3 separate regions of the Mus musculus genome follow, and regions 2 and 3 are each linked to region 1. The links are chromatin loops, found by intact Hi-C in ENCODE. Cell type or tissue: heart. All regions are shown on one strand. Each heading gives the region's core, and the rest is flanking DNA. Links, peaks and the distances in the headings are about the cores only.

Region 1 (7,699 bases), core at 1,845-6,844:
CTCAACCTTGCTAAAACTGTCGCTCTCTAGGTGGTGACCCAACCATAAAATCATTCTCATTGCTGCTTCTTAATTGTCATTTTGCTACTGCTATGAATCATAATGTAAATATCTGATATGCAGGATATCTGATATGTAACCCCCTCAAACTGGTTGAGACTCACGGGTTTCTCAAACTGCTGTCCTAGACTAAGAAGGTTGAAGGAGGATGGTTATGAAGTCAAGATCAGCTTAGGTTACAGAGAAGAAGGCTTGTTTCAAAACAACAACCAACATATTAGGTTATACAACATATACGTGCACAAATACATATTTATACATACATGTATATTATACATATAGATATATAAGATTATATATAAGACATATATGCAAGATATTGTATATGTATACATATACATATAAGATCGTGGTAATAAGCTGGCAGAAAAGCCCTTGGCTATCTAATGCATTTAGGATAGAGTTCGTGTTCCTTATATTCATACTGATTGCCGTACTAATCATTGCATTATCTAAACCCTATACCAAGTACATAAGGATGGTCATAAGAGGCACTATAAGAGCTGTCCTGTTCCTGACTTCCCCAGCTTGGGCCACTCCCCAGGTTTGTTCTCTCTGCTCTGACTGCCTCAGCCTTTGAAGGCTTCTGCCTGGAATACTAACCCATCCACCCTTCAGCTGTCATCACCTGCAAGACTGCCATCTGCCAATGCCTTACCCTTGAGGCACCTTGACTGCCGGAAGTTCCCCATTCCCTCTCTGTGACTCTCTAGCACAGCTTCCCACTCCTCATCTCCATGTTGGCTTCTGTCTGACCCCTTTTATAACGCACGCACGTGTGCACACACAGACACGCAGGCACATACTCTTCCTCCCACACACCACAGTGCTCTTTAGTGGGTCAGCACACTGTCTGTGTTGCCCAGAGACATCCAGTGAGGTCACTCTTCACAAGAGATCGGTCATCACCTCTGCTTTGCTGTGCCTTAGACCTGACACTTACAGCAAGGCTCCATCTAGAATGAATGAACCAGAAGACAACAGAGCCTCAGTGCTCAGTAAGCTCTCTCCAGACCTCACTGAGTACACAGAGCCATGATGCTCTCAAGAAGTGAACTCAGGAGAGGGTAGATGGATCTCTTCCCCAGCACATTGCTGGGTAGCACAACCACATGAAGACACTCGTGTTCTGTTCAAGCAGACAGACACCGAATGAGGAAGGTAGCCATGAATAGAGGCTCTAGAAGAGTCTCTATTCTCTGAAGCTGGTCTCCACTGACCTGTGACTTGAAAGGGGCCCTAGGCATACCAGGGGAGGGAGAGATGCTCCCCAAAGTCTGTCTCCCACAAAACCAACAAGGACACTGGCAGAAACAACTTAGTCAGCCGTAGGAATTAGTCATGGGTTTGCCACAATCTGAGTAGTGAGTGTTTGAGAAAACCAGAGGGCTGGGGAGACACCCAGTCAGCAAAGCCCTTGTCTACAAAAACAAGAAGCCCCGAGATCTCTATTCACAGGATATGTATTTATTTGACACTTGGAGCTTGTCCTGGTGTCCTGGGGGCTTTGTCAAGAACAGTGAAAATTAAGAGTTTAATATCACAGTTGCTGGAAGTACCGGCCACACTGAGACCCCATAAAGCTGAGTTAAAAACAAAAAGGGAAAGGCAGCTATGACTTTCATAACATGCTTTAGAAACTTCCAGGACACTGCTGGGAACCTGGACAGTCACACACATCTATCCAGAATACTTCCTGGTGTTCACAGATTATAAACAACAATCACATTGACAAAACACAGGCTTCTAGATGAATACTGGGCTGTGGAACTGGGAGCTGAGCTAGGAGAAATCAGCCTGAACAAAACCAAACACCTTCCTACCAGTGACTGGTAATCAAAGTGGAAACTTCTAGTTTCTTTGGACAGTTAGTTATGTCGAATGATGGTTTGCTGGGGCACACAGGTGAAAGGATGTCTTGCTAAAGCAGACACGGATAAAAGGATGCTTTGATATAGCAAACATGTGAAAGAACCCGTGATGAAGGAGTATAAATATGACCCCACAGACAGTGGGAGACAAGCAGAGAGCATTGGTTTGGTTTGCTCTGCCTTGCTATTCTTTGTTAATGATACACATATACTGGGTCAGCTTACATTGAGTTGTTGACCTCAACTTGTGATAACGACACCATTGAGAGAAACTTGCTAAAGAACTGCTCATGAGGTTCCTGAGACAGCTTGCAGCTTCTGAGGCCTTGCCTCAGGCTGGTTAGCGAGCCTTGCGTTTCCTTGAGGATTGAGCTACGGCAGCTAGTCTATTCATGATGTCTGCTTGCCGAAAGGATTGGGCTGTAGCTGCCAGTTCATGTGTGGTGTCTGCCTGCCTGGAGGACTGGACTGATGCTGCTGAATCCTACTTGGTGTTTGCTATGGGACTGAACTGCTGAGAAAAAAGATTGAGCTCGCCCCCAAAGAGCTATTGCTGAACAGGTCCACGTTCCCCATATCCTAATGACTTTCCTCTTCCACTACCTCTGCTGGGGGGTGGGCTAGAGGAGAGGTTGAACCCTTATTATAAGTAGGTTGCAAAAAATATATATGCCTACAGTTAATATTTGTAAACTTGATTGTGAACTTAACAGAACCTAGGATACCAGTCCCTGGGCAATCTGTGTACACCCATCCCAATTATGAGTGGCACTCTTTACTGGGACAGTTGAGGTTTAGTATGTTGCTATGTGTTGTAATGCTAAATACTGGCCTGGTGGCCCCCAGCGATGAGGAGAGTCTAACGCAAACTCAAGTGATGCTATGTCATCTTGCTGCCAAGTTATGCCCCATTGATGAATACAGATGCCTACAGCTTATCGCTGGGCAGAAGACAGATGGGTCTTGTTTTGTTTCCTGGACTGGGGGTCTGAGGAGACATCAAGGAGGAGGGAGAGAGAAGGTGGGGAGAGGAGAAGACTCTATCGGGTAGGTGAGTCATAAAAACATGGCCATGAGACCTGGCCAATTAGAATTAAGAGCTGCCCAGATGAAACATGGACCATGCAACATATATAGAAAACGACTTGGAAATACAAAGATTAGCTAGTAATTGGCCAGATAACCTGGGTAGATATTTCTCAAAACAAGGCACACAAATGGCTAGCAAGCACATAAAACATGCTTAACATATTAAATCACTAAGGCAATGAAGATCAAAACCGTAATGACACATCACTTTCTGGCAGCTAGGAGAGCATTTTCTTTTTAAATCTAAGCCTTATGGCATATGCCTGTCATATAGCCCTGGGCAAGCAGAGAAAGGGGGACCATAACAAGGTCAAGGCCAGCCTGATCTACACAGCAAGTTCTAGGCAAGCCAGAGTTACTCAGCAAGACCCTGTTTTAGAAATGAATAAACCAAAAATAAATAAATAAAGCCTCAACTCACGTTGGAGACTCCCTAGAGGAATTTAAGTTTCATCATGTCATTGACCAGAGTGTAAGAAGTTCAGGAACTTTAGAGACCAACCTGACACTTTCACATCAAGTTCTTCATACAGTTTCCATTTGCACTCGTAACTAAAAGAACGAAAAAAGGCCCGGTCACAATGAAGCATGCATACAAATGCTTGTCACTATAAAATCGGTTATAAAAATCAATAAGAGGAAATAAGCCCTAGATAGCAATGGAAGGAAATTGGAAACATAGTTAAAACATTATGAGTTCTGTGTGTGTGTGTGTGTGTGTGTGTGTGTGTGTGTGTGTGTGTGTGTATGTGTGTGTGTGTGTGTGTGCGCTTGGCTTTGTAACTCAAGTGGGTAGTCTCCAGCTTAAACTTTGTAAATGACCATGTGTCCAGGGTCAAAAGGCTAGACAGGCTTGGGCCTTTCCTTAATCTTTCCCAGAGCTCTGCGTCTTAGTTATATCGACTTTGACCACTAGATGGCAGCACTTGACCACATGCTTGTCAACAAAACTCGGAAGACCCAGGGATCAAAAAGAGGGAGGGCTGTAAAATGTTGAGATAACTTCTGCTCACATTAGAGCAGGTGACATCACTGTGTGATGTATAATAACTACAAGGAGATGCAGTTTTTATGGACATTTAGGTGACGAGGTACAAAAGAATGAGGCAATAAACAGTGATGTCGAGTTCCGAGGCTAAATTATCTACCCCACCCACCACACCCTTCCTCCTCTTGCAGCCTGCACTGTCCTGAAGGAGCCCAAGAGAGGGCTTGTCTGGTGCTCTCAGAGGACTCCCCAAGTGCCCAAGGTCACACTTCTGAAAAGTAGCAAAAGGTACTCCCAAATGTTTTAGTCCAATAAACTATATATCACATCATTTTTTTCTCATTTTTCCTTAAGTCATTTTTAAAAAACAAAATTATAAACAAATTTATGTAAGTTTATATTTGTATTATAGATAAATGCACTACCTGTACATACACACACACACACATTTTCTCCCCTATAATTGTACACCTGGGATGGGTTCATTCAATTTTCTCACAAACCAAATCTGCTCACTTCAGCATGAAGTTGTTCAAGTCAGCACCCTGCCCTGGTGAGCTCAGCTCTTTGTTAGTTGCAGAGCCCTGGGAAGCCAAACAATGTGTTTAAAACACCCAGGCTATCTGGGTACGAGGGTACACACACCTGTATCCTAAGATCGGACAGTGACCCGGGGGGCGGGGGATGGGGTTGGCTGTGAGTTCAAGGCTAGGCTGGGATGCATGGCAAAACACTGTCTTAATGCTCACCACAGACACACACACCAAAAGCAAGCAAGCTACCAAGTGTCCACTGAAGGACTTAACCTTAATCTAGCTAGGACCTTGGATAGGCACATTTTGCTCACAAAGCAAGAACCCCTTTAACTATGAAGGAGGTGTGTGGCTATTAGGACACATGCTTTCCAACACTGAGCGCCAAGGAGTCCTCGTCAAGCTGGGTTGTGCCAGCCGGGCTGAACTCCAGGGAGGACTAAGCCATAGGTGTGTTTATCATTCCTATCGGTGCTCAGAACAGAACCCAGGGCCCCCCTCGCACACGCTGAGCAAATGCTCCTACCACTGGGCAACACTGCCAGCCCTAAAGTATACTTTAATAATATTGCAGGTGTTGCCTTCCCTGCACAGAGATCCTTCTGTTTCTCATTTTTTTTTTCTACCCTGCCCAGCCAACCTTGTTCTTTCCCTTCATGGAAGTGGAAGGGCGATGGTGCCGAAATGTAAGCCCAAAGTCTCTGCTATGTCCCAAGCTTCTCCCAGAGTGACCTCCATCACCAAGCCTCAAACCAAACAAACAGAAACGGAAACCTATTTAAAGACATCCTTTCTGCCACTCCTAATCCACAGCCTGCTGCTAACTGGTGGAGGGGCATCCCTGCCTGCTCCCAGAGCAACACTGGAATACCCAGCTATTTCTCACCTGCTTCCTAGCAGTGTGGGACACCCAGTCCTCTCTGAGTGAACAGAACCCAGACGGTCTGCGGCTCAAACGTAGGAGATGTGAGGGTAGATTGGGGATTTCTTTTCGCTTGTATTGGTTTTGTTTGAGGCAGTCTCACTATGGAAGCTAAGATGGAACTTAACTAGGCAGCCCGAGATGGCTTCCAATTTTGCCTCTTCCTGCCTGAGCCTCACAGTGAGTGCTAGGATTTCAGGTGTGCTCTACCTCAGCCAAGCACAGATGAGCTTTTTGGAGTTGACTTCATCCGTAGTTTCTTGGTTCCTGTTGAGAACATCCAAGGCCACTGTCTGTGAATCTCAAGGTTTATTCCAAACTGCACAATCCAAGAAGTCAAGGCCAAGTTTATACATTCTCCCTCCTGAGGCTCTCCGGAGGGGTTAAAGGCATAGCTCTGAGGTCTGTGTGGCTGGAGGAACTAAAGACTCTAGAGAGAGACTTCAACTGCCCTCCCACCCTCGGGTGAGTCCTCTGATAATATTAACACAGAGCTTCCTGCTACCTCTGAAGTGGGTCCCTGAACTTGGGAGGCCTGGAACACATGATGCAAACAAGGGTGTGCCTGTCTCTTGCTGCAGAGTGCCTTGCCATAGCTCCGGTGAGTGTGAGAGGATGTGGGTCAGAGGCCTCTCCAGACTGTGGTGCAAGAAGCCTCCTGTAACACAGGTCCTGCCTACACTAGCCAGCCGACTGAGCAGAACTCAGCCACTCACAGAGGCAGCACAGGAGAGCTGTGTGTGTGTGTGTGTGTGTGTGTGTGTGTGTGTGTCCGTCCACAAACACTTTAGTTTGCTCTTCTTTTCTCCCCATGAATCTGGCCCCACTTGTGACTATTAACACCTGCTTTCAGGTCGCCAGAACAAGAATAAAACTGCAGCACAGCCACGCGTACCCTGGTCTTGTCGCCTTCCTTTTAAAGGCTGAAAATTCCAGGGAAAGGGAGAGAAAGTTGGTTTTTAAACTCGGTTCACATTTTAAAAAATAAAAATAAAAACACGTTTCTGGAGTCGAAATAACATCTTTCATAGTTAACCAAATTAACTTGTGCATTTATATCCTCGATACTATATAATTTGCAGTAAATGTTAAAATTTCCCAAATTGTCCCTAAAAATGCTCTTTATAGTGAGATTGTGGGAAGTAGTATCCAGTATAAGACCATACAATGTGCCTGCTTTTTATAGACCTGAAACCTTCATGTCTTTCTCAAGCCACTAAACTCCTCTTAGTCATGTTCTGACTCCTTGAAGACGGGGTCACCTGTCCCAAAGGATGCCAGGTCACTTGGTTGTGTCCAGCACTTTTTCTACTGATTTTCTGCAAGCTGGAAGTTGTATCTCCGTATCCAGATTAAATATTCTGAGGTGTTAGGATTTTAAGCTTTTAGACAGGATCTTATTACCCCACGCTGGGGAAACTCACCATACAGCCAAGGTTGAACTTGAATGTCTGATCCTCCTGCCTCCACCTCCTGAGAGCTAGGATTACAGGTGTGCTTGTTACTCCTGGTTTCTAGTGACGAAGCCTCATCCTCAGCCACTCTAAGAAAAAGTGCTACACAGAAGAGTTGACTTCTGTAAATGATGAACACCTAAGTCACATAGAGTGTCACGCATGCATATACTGCTCAGTGAGACTACATTCATCTTCCTCCTGGGAAACACAGATCCCACTCTGTGTCACACAGAGAGGGGGCTACTTGTAACTGTGTGTAGAATATGGCAATTTGGGAGAAATCTATACAAAAGCTACCAGGATATTTAAAGCCATCACCAAGTGTCCTCCTGCTTTTTCTTTGACTCAGCTCTCTCTCTTTCTCTCTCTGTGTGTGTGTGTGTGTGTGTGTGTGTGTGTGTGTATGTGTGTCATGCCTGCTTGCCTGTCTGCCTGCCTGTCAGTCTGTTGTGTATGTGTGTCCATCTACTTGTGTCTGCTTATATCTATGTGTCTGTGTGTGTATCTATATCTGCCTACTTACCTGTCTGTCAGTCTGTTTGTGTGTGTGTGACTATCTACTTATGTGTGTGTCTGCCTACTTGTGTCTATGTTTCTGTCTTCTTGGAACTGCTTGTGTGTATGTGTGTGTCTGTATGTGTGTGTCTGTGTAGATATTTGTGTGTCTGTCTGCTTGTGTGTCTCTGTGTGTACCTGCTTGTGTGTGTGTATTTGTCTGTGTGTGTCTGCTTTTGTGTGTGTATTTGTCTGTGTGTGTCTGCTTTTGTGTGTGTGTCTGC
Region 2 (7,699 bases), core at 1,412-6,411, 130 kb after region 1:
GAGGGGCAGAGGAAAAAATAACAACTTCTGATCTTTGAAAAGTTTGCATATGCTTATGAAATCCCAAACTTAAAAATTATTTTTTTTTGTGCACATTAGCATCAGAACCACCAGAGGGAGCTTTGTACGACTCTGTCACGGGTGTTTCTCATGGCTTCTAATCTCTGGCTAATTCTTTAAGCATTCAGTTCTTGTACTAGCCACATTAAATGCTCAGTGGCGGTTAGCACTACATGCTTAGTAGCTGGTGTATCGGGGAACACAAACGTAGAATACCACATCATCACAGAAAGTGCTATGGAACTGCTTTGCTCTGGATTGATGGCAGCTCAGGGTCCTCAGATGGGCGTGACCCCAGGAAGAGTATGCAATTAGAGGAAAGAAAGAAAGATTGGGGTTCAAGGGACGACATCATAATCAAGTCAGGCTCGGGTTCAGGTGCTTGCTTTACCTATGAAGCCATCCCATCGGCCCCCAAATCCTCTTGTTCAGCAGTGGATAAAGCCAGGTCTATTTGTAATACCAACATCTGGGAGACTGAAGAAAGGGGAACCCTGAATTATCATGAGTTCAAGAGCAACCTAAACTATAGACTGAGACCACTCATCTCAAAAAGTAAACTTTTAAATAGAGACTCAACAAAAGAGGTTAAGGGACAGGGCAGAACGAGGAATGACGAGCCAGGCCTGTGATAGGGCATGCAAGGACCATAAAGAATGAAAATGTAGAGAAAATCCAATGCTGGGGGCCAGAACAGCCCAGATTCTTAAACACCAGAGGAGGAATTTTAATAATGTATAGCTGTGTCGACAGATGCAGATGCTTTGCGTTGTGTTTCATGCTTTCTATAAGTTGTAGGTAGCTGCAGTCCAGATGGAGAAAAATACCAGCAACAGAAACAGAACCGTATTTCCTTGAACCCATTGCTGTTTCTTGGTCGACTGACTTGAAATTTTGGTTACACCAGGAATCAGTCATAGGAGGAAGGGTCATTTCACTTGAGGCCAGACTTGAGCTATACTCCCAACTATGAGTCCATCTTGTGGAGCTGCATAGTTAAGTCCCTCCCTGGCTTTAAACAGAAAGGGGAGTGGGGAGGAATGACCACTATCTAGGGATCAGAGGAGAGCATTTTGGGCAATGGAGCACTGCAGCTCAGTGCGTGCAGTCTTAAAGATTAAAGTACACGAGTTATGGTGGTGCTGAATAGTGTTCTAACAGCCTCTGGGAACTGAGGTCTGTCTAAAGCTGCTTTGTTCAGTTCCAGCTTCCTACAGAATATACCACTGGGAGTGAAAATGGCCTGCCTCCAAACGCCGGCCCTTCTCGCTCCCAGTTCTGGTATCTTGGGCACAGGGCAAAATCTCCATGTCCATATTTCCTGGCTTCTATTTCCTCTTTTCTTAGGTTGGAACACTGCTGTAGGGTAACACAGGGACAGAGAATGTTTCTTTGTTTAGAGGTGGGACTCAGGAAACCCAAGCTAGCTCAAACTTGCTCTGTTGCTCAGGATGGCCTTGACTTCTTGATCCTCCTGCTCTGCTTCTCTCGTGTTGTGATTACAGATGTGCACCACCACACTTAACACCTTCTTTTCTCCTCATGTGGGTGAGCATTGCACTGGGACCAGAGGCAGGCTTTATGGCTCTTGTTGGCAGTGTTACTGGAGGAAGAATGGCTTATCAGATAGTTCCACAAAACAGGACTTTGCCCCTGAGGAATTTTCCATTTGCTCAGCCTGTCTCCCCAAAATTCAGATTTGCCCTGACAGGAATGTTGTTATCTATTTTAGGAGTAAATATATATTGATTTTCTGTCTTTGTTTCCCTTTCTTCTCTGTCTGCCTGCTCTCTCTCTCTCTCTCTCTCTCTCTCTCTCTCTGCAGCTAAAACTTGCAGAGAATTTTTATTGGTTTTTTTTGTTTGTTTCTTTTGGTTTTTCAAAACAGGGTTTCTCTGTGTAGCCCTGGCTGTCCTGGAACTCACTTTGTAGACCAGGCTGACCTCGAACTCAGAAATCCACCTGCCTCTGCCTCCCAAGTGCTGGGATTATAGGCGTGCACCACCACTGCCCGGCGAATTTTTATTGTTAATACATTTATTTGTACAGCAGACAATAGAGTTACAGAATTGCTGTATCATTAGGGTTCAATGATGCTTAGAAGTCAATTTTTGGAACAGTGGTTATCAGTTTATCATTTTTATATAGATATTTTTATTCATTTTAGGAACAGATTTCTTTTTTAAAAAGATTTATTTATTTGATGTGAGTACATTGTTGCTGTCTACAGACACACCAGAAGAGGGCATCGGATCCCATTACAGATGGTGGTGAGTTATCATGTGGTTGCTGAGAATTGAACTCAAGGACCTTTGGAAGAGCAGTCAATGTTCTTAGCTGCTGAGCCATCTCTCCAGCCCAGGAACAGATTTCTTTACACATACATTTCTCCTGTGTCCCTTGTTACATTTTAACCCCAAATTTACTCATATTCATATAATGTATAGTATTTTATTAATAAAAATATTAGTTAGCTGTGTCCACTAGCCTGACTAGTACAGTCTCCTTCTCTATACAGGTCTACTCAAGTGAAAAACACTGAGAGGCTAAAGCAGGAGGTTTGCTGTGACTGAGGCCAGAGTGAGACCCTGTCTGGAACAAAAGAGCCAGGAACAGTGACACATGCAGGCAGGCAGATTTCTGTGAGTTCTAGAACAGCTAGAAAAAAAAATACTTTGATTCCCTCTCTCCCCACCCCCATACAGCAGAGTTGTAGGGAAGCACAGAAGGTTAATTTGTCAGTATAGAATGGTAACAAATATGCTGCTGCTGTTGTTGTTGAGTTTTGGTTTTGGCGACTCGCCTTCATGTAGTTTAGGCTGGGCTTGAATTCATACCTAGCTGAAACTGGCCTTGAACTGAAGTTCCTCTCTCCCTCTCTCCACTTGGAAAGTTCCGGGATTACAGGTTGCAAAGTCCTGGAACTACAGTTGATTTGGGGACAAACTGAGCCATTCTCAAGGGATATCTTTGTCCAAGAGTTAGCCTCTTAAACCCTTTTATCTTAAATTGTTACTTGGCTGGTTAACCCTTTCCTTCCTTCTCCAACAAGAACTCTTAATCGTTTTGTTTTTCAAACTGAAGTATCAGTCAAGACTTCCTGTCTGAAATTCTGCACATGCTGGGGTTTTGGGTTTGCTTGGCCTTTGTAATTGTTATTGTTGTTGTCTTGTTTTAGTTTACTTTTGACACGGGGCCTCACATAGCCCAGGCTAGCCTCAAACTCAAGCTGAGGATAACTTTGAACTTCTTGATCCTTCTGCCTCTACCTCCCCAGTCCTAGGACTTCAAGCATTGCACCACTATACTTGTTTAATCTGCTGCTTGGAGTCAAACGCAGGGACAGTCATTCCAGGCAACCCATCCATCTGCTACTGAGCCAACTTCCAAGCTCTCTCTCTCTCTCTCTCTCTCTCTCTCTGTGTGTGTGTGTGTGAGAGAGAGAGAGAGAGAGAGAGAGAGAGAGAGAGAGAGAGAGAGAGAGAGAGATTGAATGCAGGGACTTGCCCGTGCTAAGCAAACTCTCTACCACTGTGCCAGGGCCTCACTAAATCCCCCAGGGTGGCCTTTGATTTACTCTATAACCTAAGCATACATAAACTTGCCACACTTCCGCTTCAGCCTCCCAGACAGCTGGGATTACAGTCCTATGCCAGAGGGCTCAGCTTTGATTTTGATGTCTTCCACATTCCATATCCAATGACTCTGAGGTTTTGATTGTTCTCCTGTCTTCCAGAACTGCTTGCATTGCCTTCTGATTCTTACTAGTTAACTATATAAGTCTGCCTTAGCCCCAGATTTCTAAGGGACATTTCCTTGGAACCAAATGTGCCAGCAGCTATAAGATGCTTAGTAGAATGACGAATAAATATGAAGCTACGGACTTGACAGTTAAGAAAATCATTGCTTTGAAAATCAATGTTTTGAGCTGACTGCCGTGGGAGAGCAAGGAATGGAAGCTGAATTGATTTATCAGTGATTTATTGCATGGGAAATATCAAGGTCTGGGAGTAAAATATTGACTTCTTCCCTGCTGTGGCTAACATGAAGAGGAATGGTGACATTACTAAAGTAATCACAATTCCTGTGTAATGGTGCTGTGCTTGTTGTAGAACTCTCCGGAGCAGTGGTAGCTTGAAGAGGTTGATCTAAGAAGAAAAGGTGGCGCTGAGGCAAGGTTAGAGAACAGAGGAAGTAAAGATGGATGGGGTTAAACTGAAGCAGAGGTACTGCCAAGCAAGCAGAGGACTAAATAGGAGGTCAGGGTTGTCTGGAAAGGCGGGGGAAGTGGAGGGGAGGGGGAACACAGCGCCACAGACCAACTACAATTCCCAGGAAGCACTGTGCGCCCATGGACGGAAGTGAGGTGAGGCGCGAGCCGCAACCTTTGAGGGAAAGAGGAAGTGCTCGGGCGTCGCAGGGCCGGAGGCGCGGGGATAGGTAGGTAAGGGCGCGGCGCGGGAGCCTGGCGGGCCTGGGCTGCGGGAGCTACGGCGGGCGGGAGCCCGGGGCCCGTGTCGTCACAAGGCGGCGGTAGCCGCCGGCCCGGCGGGCAGCGGGGCAGGCAGAAGGTGGCGGGCGGTCTTGCCTCCCGGTAATCTGTCTTCTCCCGGCGTCTCTTCTGCAGAAGGAGCACCATGTCCGCGGAAGTCCCCGAGGCAGCGTCTGCGGAGGAGCAAAAGGTGAGTGTGCCGGAGGACCCGGGGAACCCTCGAGACCCGCGGGATCCGCGGGACCTGGTGTGGCGGGAACCTTGGCTGGCGGGCCCGCGGGAGCGAGGGCGGCCTGGAGCCCTCCGCCGACGGCTCCTCCCGCAACCGGGGAGGGCCCTGGCGAGTGGAAAGGAACCGATCCGCTCCCGAGCCTCGGTGTAGCACCCAAGTGTACCAGGCAGCTAGGACTCCGGCCCATGTTAGGGACCCAGGTTCTGTAGTGGGCTTTGATTTGCTCAGGACGTTGTCCCTCCGGAAGCGCTCGGGCCACTTGTGAGCTTGCAGGGAACTCTTTAAGGTGGTGTCTCCATTCAGGCAGCGATGCAGGGCTCGGTTATTAGGGTTGTGAGTTGTGTGGCCTCGTGATCTCTTTCCTGAACCCTTTGGGCTTCAGTCTTCTTATCGGTAAAGTCCCGGTAATAGTACCTACGTCCCGCGACGGCTGTGAGGCCCAAACGAAAAACCCAGCACAACTTCTGCTCAAAAAAAAAAAAAAAAAAAAAAGCTAGCTGATGGGCTTTGCATGTGGCACTTGACTAAAAATCGAGAATTGGAGCTTTAGGAAATTTCACTACCTTAGATATTTCTCGAATCATGGGGATATATTTGTCAGCTCATTTGTATGTCTCTGTTGAAGGGAAATGTGCTAGCAGCACACCTACGAGTTTGAGGCCTGTATGCTTATGTAGTGCCTGCCCATTCCGTCGTAATTATTATGATGCTTTGACTTCCAGGGTACATGGAGTCAGTTAGCTAACAAAGGAGAAAAGTCATGAGTTCCCAACAATTTTTCTTTAAAAACAAACAAAAAATCCCAAATTGGGCCTTTAATCCCAGTACTCAGGCAGAAGCTAGAGGAATTTTGTGAGTCCCAGGCCAGCTGGAAGTACATAATGAAATCCTGTCTCAAAATTTATTAATTGATTGATAATTAATACCAAACTGCTTTACTGTATATGGAATTTGGTCTAATGTTTAAACGTAATCCTTATACTAATGTTGCACTGTAGATTAGTGGGTTTTGCTCATTCCATATATTCTAATCATGTCAACTTACCCTTTATTATTTCTTCCATTGTCATAGTTCTCTTCTGATAGTAATTGTAAGTTAACTGGCGAAAAGAAGGAAAACAAGGATAATAAAAACAGTAGGCAGTTATAATGTTGTGTCATATTATACTTTGCAAAACGAAGGATTTATCCTTTCTTCCCTCCCTTCCTCTCTCCCTCCTTCCTCCCTTCCTTCCTTCCTTCCTTCCTTCCTTTCCTTCCTTCCTTCCTTCTGTAGTAGGACCTCTGGGACACTGAGCTCTATTCCTGGGGTTCCCGCTCCCCCCATTTTTGTGAAACAGCATGAGAGGGAGAATTATGTGTGTGCAAGCAAACACTTTCTGACTGACTATGCCCAGCCCCTCTTTTGTCTTTTTGAGACTGGGGCTGGTGTAGCTCGGTTACCTAGAGAGGATAGCCCTGAAACTATTGATCTATAACCATGCTGGCCCTCACCTTCCTGATTTCAGCTTTGAAATGATTTCACTAAGTTGCCCAGGCAACTTGAACTCACTTTGTAGTCCAGCCAGGCTTTGAATTTGGGATCCTCTAGGCGCAGACACCAGGTGACTCAGGTTACAAGCCTGTGCCTGTGCCACGAGGCCCAGCTGAGCAATAGATTTTTTTGAAGCCCCCCCCCCCCCAGCCCAATGCATATAGTTTAAAGGTTACAGGTTTTTTTAGCAATAATCTTAAATATTACCTGTTCATATTGCAAAGTTTTTGGTATGTTTATAACTGCTTTGGATTTAGGAACTCAAAGGCCATGTCTGTCTGTCTTTTCCTAAGTACGCTGAAATGAAGCTCAGTTTGAATTTGCTACCTAGTAGTGTGGTGGATAATTTTCTTTCTAAAAAATTTGTTGTGTGTTGGGGGTATCTGTATAGAGATCAGAAAACAGCCTGTGGGGGGTCTGTTTTCTCCTTCCACCATGAGAGTTCCGGATTGAACTTGGATTGTAAGAATTGGTGGCTAGAGTCTGTACCCACTGAGTCATCTTGCTGGCCCCTGTTTAATTATTTTTTTAGGAAGAGGCTCACTCTGTAGTCCTGGCTGGCCTTTAACTTGAAGTGCTCTGGCTTTAAGCCCCCAAGTTCAAGGATTACAGTGGCGCTGCCACTACACCCAACTAAAATAATTTTGGGTAATGCTTGTTAATATGTTGCTAAGGTTTGAAATACTGATTTCTAGAGTATAAGTACTTTTGATTAAAATAGCCTAATATAGGGCTATAGAGATGGTCCAGTGGTTAAAAGTACTGCCTGCTCTTCAGAGGACCCAGGTTCAGTACCCAGCACCCACATGGCAGCAGCTCACAACTGTAACTCCAGGATCCAGCACCCTCACCCAGACATGATGCAGGCAAAACCAAGAGTGTACATAAAATAATTTTTCAAAATATCCTAATACAATACCTAATATCAGGGATAACTTTTAATCTTTTCTCTCTATGCTTTGTTTCTCTCCTCGAGCATTTTTAGGACTTGTTGTCTAGCTACTGTCATTAATACCAGCAAGAGGGTGTGGGAAATGTAATGTCCCTTTTTGAAATGAAGATTGGCTGTACATTGTAAATGCCTGTGGCATGGACACTATCCTTAAACAGGAGGAAAATGTGCAAAGTCACTTCTGTGTTCCCGTGAGCCAGATCACCTGTTTCTTCTGTTTGGAAGAGCAGTTACATGACCTGAAAAGTTGATTATTGTCTCTGTACCCAGTTGACCTTCAATTAAAGCTTAAGTATTCAGCTAAAAATACTTTTAAGGTTTTATAGTGGGTTAGTTTGTTGTTTCTAAAAGTTTAAGATACTTGGACCCTGCATGAAATAAGACAAGGTTAATGATTCTCCCCTTCTGAATGGTGTACGCTCACATTAA
Region 3 (7,699 bases), core at 1,561-6,560, 96 kb after region 1:
TGAAAGCTGTCCTCTGACCTTCATACTTCGTGGAATACATGTGCATACATATTCATATACAAAGTAAAAATGTAAAAGCAACCACCACCACAACAACAAAAAAAACACCCTGAACCAACCAACCAACCATGCTAGCCTAAAAGTAAATCATTTACATGTATCTGCACTTCTGAGGCTTCCACTCTATTTGAGTGGATCCAGAGAATGCAGTTTTCTTCTGCCAGAAGGGCTTGCTTTAACATCTTTGGTCATATATGTCTTCCACAGGTGAATTGTCTCAGGATGGTTGCTTTCACATCTCTTGTCATGCATGCCTTCTGCAGGTGAATTGTCTCAGGTTTGCTGTGTATGTTTTGCTTTGTTTTGGAGACAAACCCTGACCTCCCTTCTCGTAACTTTTCCCCTCATTAATGGGGACTGCTCAACTCTGCTTCTTCCTGCGCCTCAGCATGGAAATCTGTTCCCATTTCCCTGTAAGAGGTGCCCACCCTAAGTTTGCAAACCAAACTTAGTGTGAGAGTAACCCCTATCCCTCTTCCTCTGCTTTGGATGGAAACTGCCCAGAGGCTAACAGTTTCCTGAAGGGGGAAGGTTTCCCTTCAGCTTGTCCCCTGGAGAGAAAAGGAGGCCTGTGGGAAAGTCCTACTTTCCCCCAAGGACAGATAAGGTCTTTCTCTCCTAACTTTTATCATTCCTCCATTAGAAACAAAGAAACTAAGTAACATGTCTGAACTTGCCTAAAATTGAACTCTTTGGATCTTACTGCCCTTTTGTGTAAAACTGCATTCTCCAGTGAATCTTTTCATTATAATTACAAAGCAGGTATTAATTAAAGGACAATTTTGTGACTGAGACAGGAGGATTTCTTGGAGTTGGATGCCAAGCTAGGTTATATAGCAAGTTCAAGCCAAGCTGGAGTACAATGAAAGAGCTTATCCATCCACCCCCCACACCGCAGCAAAAGAGGGAAGAAACATTGTTTTAAAAGTTCTTTACATGATTTTACTTCTCTTTGGCTTTCAGTTTTGTTGAGTATACTCTAGCTTCATTTCTATTTTTATTTTGTGTGTGGGTGTTTTGTCTGCATGTCTGTCTGTGCACAACCTACAGCCTGTGTCCTCAGAGTCCATCAGACTCCTGTAATTACATTTACAGGTGGTTGTGAGCCACTATGTCAGTGCTGAGATTTGAACTTGGGTGCTCTGAAAGAGCAGCCAGTGCTCTTAAGTACTGAGCCTGCTCTACAATCCCCCAGCTTCATTTCTTAAGGAACATGCCTCATGACATTTCTTCAGGCAGACAAATACATCAGAAAGCAAACACTCATGAAAAGAATAGTTTAATTCACTCTCTAGTTCTTTGGCAGAAAGGCCACTAAGGAAGTCATCCTGACTCTCTGAACGAGTACAGTTAGAGTGTTTTAAAGTAAGTGTCTACCGACTGTGCTGGGTTTGTTATTTAATAGCTGACTGTTAACTAAAAACAAACCTAAGTTTCTACCATAGCAAGATATGCCAAAAATCAAAGGACAAAGACTTTGTTTTCTTCAGAAGTTTCAGAGGTAAGAATTTTGATTACATTGGCTGGGGGTGAGACTCAGTATTTGACCACCTCAGTAGCGTGATTGGAACCCTGCATCTGTTGCACAGCACTGAGGAAAGGATCATCTCAGCTTGCCCAGTCCTGGAGCTTACATCTTTGTACCAACTCTCACATTGTAATAATCCAGGTTCAAAATTAATTCTAATTTAGGCATCGTATTTAACCCTTTGTGCATACAATTAGCCTTTAAAGTATCATTTATCTGAAGCCAACAGAAGAGGACCGGTGAGATGTCTTACAGGTAAATGCACCGCCAGATGAGTTTGATCCTCAGAGCCCACAAAAGGACAGGAGGAGGGGAGACTTGACTCTAGAAAATGCCCTCAGACCTTTACATATGTGGTGTGGCACACACAGCGTGCACTCGGGCACATGCAACACACACACACTCACACACACACACACAACAAAACCAAGTGAAATTGAATAGAAATAATGCAACCAGCAGAACCCATAACAAGCTGCAGGTTTCTTAAATAATACCTTATTTCTTAAAAAAGAAAGAAAGAAAGAAAGGAAGAAAGGAAGAAAGGAAGAAGAAAGGAAGAAAGGAAGAAAGGAAGAAGAAAGGAAGAAAGAAAGAAAGAAAGAAAGAAAGAAAGAAAGAAAGAAAGAAAGAAAGAAAAGAGAGAAAGAGAGAAAGAAAGAAAGAAAGGAAACAAGAGAACTCTCTAGTTGTCCAGAGAGCTTTCTAGAATCCACACCATACGTTGAGTTGATTGCCTTTGAATCTTTTTTCTGAAATAAAAATAAGTCAGAGTTGATGATAATGTATGTAAGCTTGGGCAAATGACTTTGAAATTTCTTCTTCTCACCCACAAAGGAGGGAAGTAGTGTCCAATGGTATTATTTTAAATTTAATTAATAGTTATTCTGTGCCCCTTATGTGTATGGAAATATTCTAAAAAATTTTCTTTTTTTACAAATAACTGTTGTGACTGCAGTCTGAAGTCAGTTTTATTAAAGGAAAGGGGGTTGGGGAACTGGCTCTGAGAGTTACATACTTGGCCACAAATGTGGACCAGAGTTCAGACCACCAACATCCACATGAAAGCCTGGCAGGCCTGACAGCCACCTGCAGCTCCAACTCAAGAGGTGGAGACAGCAGATCTCTCAGGTGAGTTACACTCCCTCAGTGTGTTCCAGGTTCAGCCAGAGAGCCTGCCTCAAGAAGTAGAGAGCAGTTGGGGAAGACGCCCAGCACCAACCTCCATCCTCACACACATGTGAGCACTCACAAACATACAGAGATAGAGATTAATAAGGGGGAAGCCGAAATAAAGGAGTTGTGTTATGGGGCTAGGGAGGTGGCTCCGTAGTTTAGAACAGAGGGTCAGAGTTCAATTCCCAGGACCCATGCTGGGTCAGTCACAACTCCAACTTCAGGGCACCCAGCTTTGTAGGCACCAGCGCTTACCTGTACATCCACACACACAGTTCACACATATGTACTTAACTTTAAAAATTAAATCTTTAAGCTGTCCACTGGTGGCACATGCCTTTAATCCCAGCACTTGGAAGGCAGAGGCAGGTGGATCTCTGTGAGTTCAAGGACAGCCTGGTATACAGAGTGACTTCCAGGACAGCCTAGGTTGCACAGAGAAACTGTGTCTCAAATCAAAAACAAACAAATCTTAAAAACAAAAACAAAAATGAAGTCAATCCATGACGTTTATTGTGGCTGTTTCTCATAATCATGTGTTGATATAATTTTTTAAGGTTTATGTAATTTTTTAAAAAAATACCATGTGTATATGTGCATTGTGCATGAGATAGAGTGGACGTGTATGTTTGTGTGTGTGCATGTTGTATAGATGGAGACTAGAGAACAAGTGTGGGCGGTTGTTCTTCTTTGCTCACATTTTGGTGGGTTCCAGGGATGCATGGTTAAGATACATACTCACTGTGAGGAAACAGATGGTTCCGCGTGCTTCAGGGCTGTCAGCATGGTAGTGCTGACTTAGTTCATCTGTAGTGCTGATTGGTTTCTTTAGCCTTTCCTTTCTCCTAGTCAGTGCCCCAATTTTGGAGAAGGTTGTCTGTCCATAAGAAATGGTGACATGGGTCCATGTGGATGTGGAAGGCATGACTCTGGGTTGCGTGCCAGTGTCTGGCAACAGCTGCTCACTGCATCAGTGGCTTATGCAAGCACTGGGAAGAGAAGGAAGTCAGGAAGAGGTCAGTGCCGAGAGCAGGTCAGAAAGAGGCCTTCCACAGATAGACGGGGCATTCTTCACAAACCTGTGGGTGTAGGAAAGGGAGAGGAGAAAGCTGCCTGCTGCACTGGAGAGAGAATGGAAGGACACGAGCTTTCTACACAGGACTTTGTCTGGGATGGAGGGACTATTTGGGGAGCTGCAGAAGCTGAGTTGACCTGGGACTCCGTCAGCATCCAAAGCAGAGTTCACGCCACATTGTCCATCCAGCTAAAGCGGATGGCTCTGTGGCAGCTCTGGCCTGAGCATCGGGCTTGAGGGTCTAGAAGTGCATTCGTTAGGAAGCCAACCACCGAAGGAGAGATATAACCAAACCTTTGTACCCTGAGGATTATAGTGGAGTGGGTCTTCAGTAAAACAGATCTCCACTAGGTTGGGAGATGGAGCAGCGTCCCTCAGCCTCTGTGTACTGTTTACAGTCTGGCTGGGAGCTGGGGCTGGGCTGGGGCTTTGGAGAGCCGAGCTCTCGAGGCTCTGGACTGGTGCCCACTTCATCTAGAAAAGCAAGCAGCTTAGGCATAGTGAAAGCTCTAGACACTTGGAAAGAGCCACAGATGAAATAGGTCACCTCGTCACTAGATGTGCAAGGACTGGCTGTGACAGTTCCCAGGGTAGTGTCTGAGAGCTTATTTGGAGGTTGAGTTTGACTTTCTCAGGATTCTTTCAGCCCTGAGAGTCTATGCATCTCTGCTCTTCAGAAGCAGTGGAGCTGGGTCATGGCCAGCTGGCCCAGCATTTGGGAGGTAGAGGCGGGAAGACCAGAAGGTTAAGTACAGCCTTGACTATATAGTGAGTTTAAAGCCAGCCCAAACTAAGTGAGAACTTGTCTTTAAAGAGAAAAGAAAAAAAGAAAGAAAAAAATTCTTAAAACAACAACAAAAACCTAACAAATGGAAGGAAGGAAGGAAGGAAGGAAGGAAGGAAGGAAGGAAGGAAGGAAAGGGGAAAGAAGGGGAAGGGAAAAGGGAAACGGGAAAAGGGAAAAAAGTTAAGTTAGAAGTAGCTCAGGGAAAGCCCTAGGAGAGATCACAGGCTTCCTGAGGACGCAGAGTGAGCAGAGCCTCTGACTGCACCAGAACCTGCCATGCACACACGTGGCTGCCTTTGCACCCTGGAAAAACCCAGTGCAGTTGGGCAGCACACAGCTCTGTGTAGAGGGATGGAGGAGGAGTGTCCTTCCCAAGTCTGGCTGGGCTGCTGCACATGCTGTTTGACTTATTTCTATAGCCTGCCAAGGTAGTAGAAAGATTCCAGGCACTGAAACCTCAGAGTAAAGTGGGAAAGAGGCCAGGGAAAAAACCTAGGAGATTGCTAAAAAGATAACTTAAGATAATATTGTTTTATCTTCAGAGAGGCCTGTTCGTTAACATGAATCAAAATTGTTCATTTGTGAGTTTATTCCAGCCTTAGTGAGTTCACTAAGCTGAGTATTCAAGCATATTAGTTTTCAAACATATTTATAAAAATTCCTTTATCTATTTAGAAAGCAACTGGATCATCCTATACATCCAACAGTATAGGATTGGTTAAATAGATCACGCCATAGTTCTAGTTAAGTAAAAATAGAGGCCTACGTTTGAGAAGGAAAGTGGTCTACTAGATTAAGTTAAAACGTGTTTTTTAAAAAGATAGAAAGTAAGGGGCCAACAAAATGGCTCAGCTAGTGAAGGTGCTTGCCAGCAAGCCTGATGACCTGAGGTCAGTCCTCACATAGTGAACAAACCATTTTGTCCTCTGACCCTCCATTTGCACTGTGGCATACACACCTGCTCCATAGGTGCCTACACGCATGCACATGCACAAATAAAGTAGTAAAATGTAACAAAAAATGTAAAGGTAGGAACAATGATGGATAATCGTATGTCTCTCGGCCTCTCTGTAAATACCCCTCGATTTATGATCTAATTTCATTCCCAAAGGAGATTTGAGACCCTCTCTTTTCCAGTCAGCTCATTATTATAATTTATAGTTCTATTTCCAGAAATAATTCTGTATCACAAAAATACCAAATGAACAAAAGTGTGTGTTAGATATATATTACTTTCATTTTAATTTAAGAAACAAAAGTATGTAATAGGAGATTTTTATGGTCATGGTGAACAACAGCATTATTACAGTGGTTTAAGGGCCTGGTTTCTGGAACCAAATTGTATATCCAAATTGCAGATTGTCTGGGGTGAGTACGTGCCAGCTCCCTCCCCTTGCTTCGATTGCCTGTGAGATGCAGGCAGGAGTCCTCATCCATCAGTGCCCTGAGGACTGAGCTTATCTGGACCTCGTACTTAGAACTAGTGATGCTCATGCCAGTAGAACCCCATCTGAAGTGTCAGCTGTCATCTTCCTGCCTCCACCCCCTCAGTGCTGGGCTTTTAGGTCTCGGCTACACCCTCAGTCTGAGAAAGGCTTTGTCATTGGCAGTGATGGTTTGGGTTTTTGTTTTTTTAGTTTTTGCTTCTTTGAGACAGGGTGTTGTATAACCAAAAGTTGCCTGGAACTCACTGTGTAGCCTAGGCTGGCCTCAAACTTACAACAATCCTTGTCTTAGCCTCCTGAGTGCTGTGAGTGTTGCCCCCAGCTGTCATGGAATCCTGTTGAGTACTTTAGGATTAGAGGTTTATCTCAGTGAGTAGATAGGAATGGTGCTGTAATCTCAGAACCTAAGAGTGGGAGACAGGGAGGTTAGGGGTTCAAGACCAACCTCTACCACTCAGTGAACTCAAGGCCAGCCCGGGTTGTATGAAACCCTATCTCCAAACAATTAATTCATTAAAAATTAATGAGCTATGGATATAGCTCAGTTGTAGAACACTTTTTGGCATGGTAAAACGGTGACCTAGTGTGTATGTGGCCCTGGGTTCAGTCCCATAATGATAGATAAACAGCAACACTGTAAAAAAAAATGTGACTAATTCAAGTGGTGGAATTCTTAATACAATGAAGAATTTTCTTTTTTATGCCAGATGCCTTGGATGAGTATTTTGAATATGACGCAGAGGAGTTCTTGGTCTCTTTGGCCTTGCTGATAACTGAAGGACGAACCCCGGAGTGCTCTGTGAAAGGCCGTGCAGAGAGTTTCCACTGCCCTCCAGCGCAGTCTCGCTTCCCAGGAACGGCCAGACATGAATGCAGCGACAAGCTGGCCCAGGTGAGGACCGGACCAGGCTCCATTGCTGTTTGTGCTCTGATGTCTTCTTCCCTGCTGTTCTGTCATGGTGATTTTTATATTTGAATGTGGCTTGGAAGTGCTCCAGGTGACTCCCTAAGCTGAGGCGATGTTGGAAGCCCTCCTGCCTCCCACTCCACAGTAGTCTTCTATGCTGCCATCCCCTTTCCTTTAGCTATGGACTCTTTTTTATTTTTCAATTTTTTATTAGATATTTTCTTCATATACATTTCAAATGCTATCCTGAAAGTCCCCTATACCCTCCCCCGCCCTGCTCCCCTACCCACCCACTCCCACTTCTTCGCCCTGGTGTTCCCCTGTACTGAGGCATATAAAGTTTGCAAGATCAAGGGGCCTCTCTTCCCAGTGATGTCCGACTACACCATCTTCTACTACATATGTAGCTAGAGACACGAGCTCCGGGGTACTGGTTAGTTCATATTGTTTTTCCACCTATAGGGTTGCAGACCCCTTTAGCTCCTTGGGTACTTTCTCTAGATCCTCCATTGGGGGGCCCTATGATCCATCCAATAGCTGACTGTGAGCATCCACTTCTGTGTTTGCCAGCCACTGGCATAATCTCACAAGAGACAGGGTCCTTTCAGCGAAATCTTGCTGGCATATGCAATAGTGTCTGCGTTTGGAGGATGATTATGGGATGGATCTCCGGATGGGACAGTCTCTGAATGGTCCATCCTTTAGTCTCAGCTCCAAACTT

Evidence for each region. Hi-C counts contacts between places; a loop is a spot of excess contacts. Peaks named below come from ENCODE experiments on the same cell type or tissue, not always from the same donor. Only the 100,000 strongest peaks of a DNase experiment are listed, where the experiment ranks them.
Region 2: a loop joins it to region 1, with 3 times the contacts of the local background. A loop is called at or near these places in 29 of 42 quality-filtered maps.
Region 3: it touches region 1 in a loop (3-fold over the local background); 12 of 42 quality-filtered maps call a loop at or near these places.

The regions. Positions count from the first base shown.
Region 1 is chr9:74,901,112-74,908,810 of GRCm38, forward strand. No RefSeq gene overlaps it. Among named protein-coding and RNA genes, the nearest start is that of Gm38678, 39 kb to the left of the region's middle. In heart, for the core only: a CTCF peak has its summit at 3,949 (motif pointing right); a DNase peak (open chromatin) is centred at 3,930.
Region 2 is chr9:75,033,220-75,040,918 of GRCm38, forward strand. It overlaps Arpp19 (cAMP-regulated phosphoprotein 19), which reads left to right and starts at 4,513. Exons shown (of 3, transcript NM_021548.4): 1 at 4,513-4,742. The coding sequence starts at 4,698. Gm51714 (a long non-coding RNA gene) reads right to left here. Exons shown (of 2, transcript XR_003948357.1): 1 at 5,348-7,699; 2 at 4,025-5,248. In heart, for the core only: a CTCF peak has its summit at 4,417; a DNase peak (open chromatin) is centred at 4,432; H3K4me3 peaks cover 2,406 bases; H3K27ac peaks cover 1,370 bases.
Region 3 is chr9:74,997,487-75,005,185 of GRCm38, forward strand. Fam214a (family with sequence similarity 214, member A) reads left to right here. Exons shown (of 13, transcript NM_001113283.1): 3 at 6,779-6,963. Among named protein-coding and RNA genes, the nearest start is that of Gm51280, 35 kb to the left of the region's middle. In heart, for the core only: no CTCF peak of the experiment used is centred there; a DNase peak (open chromatin) is centred at 4,325.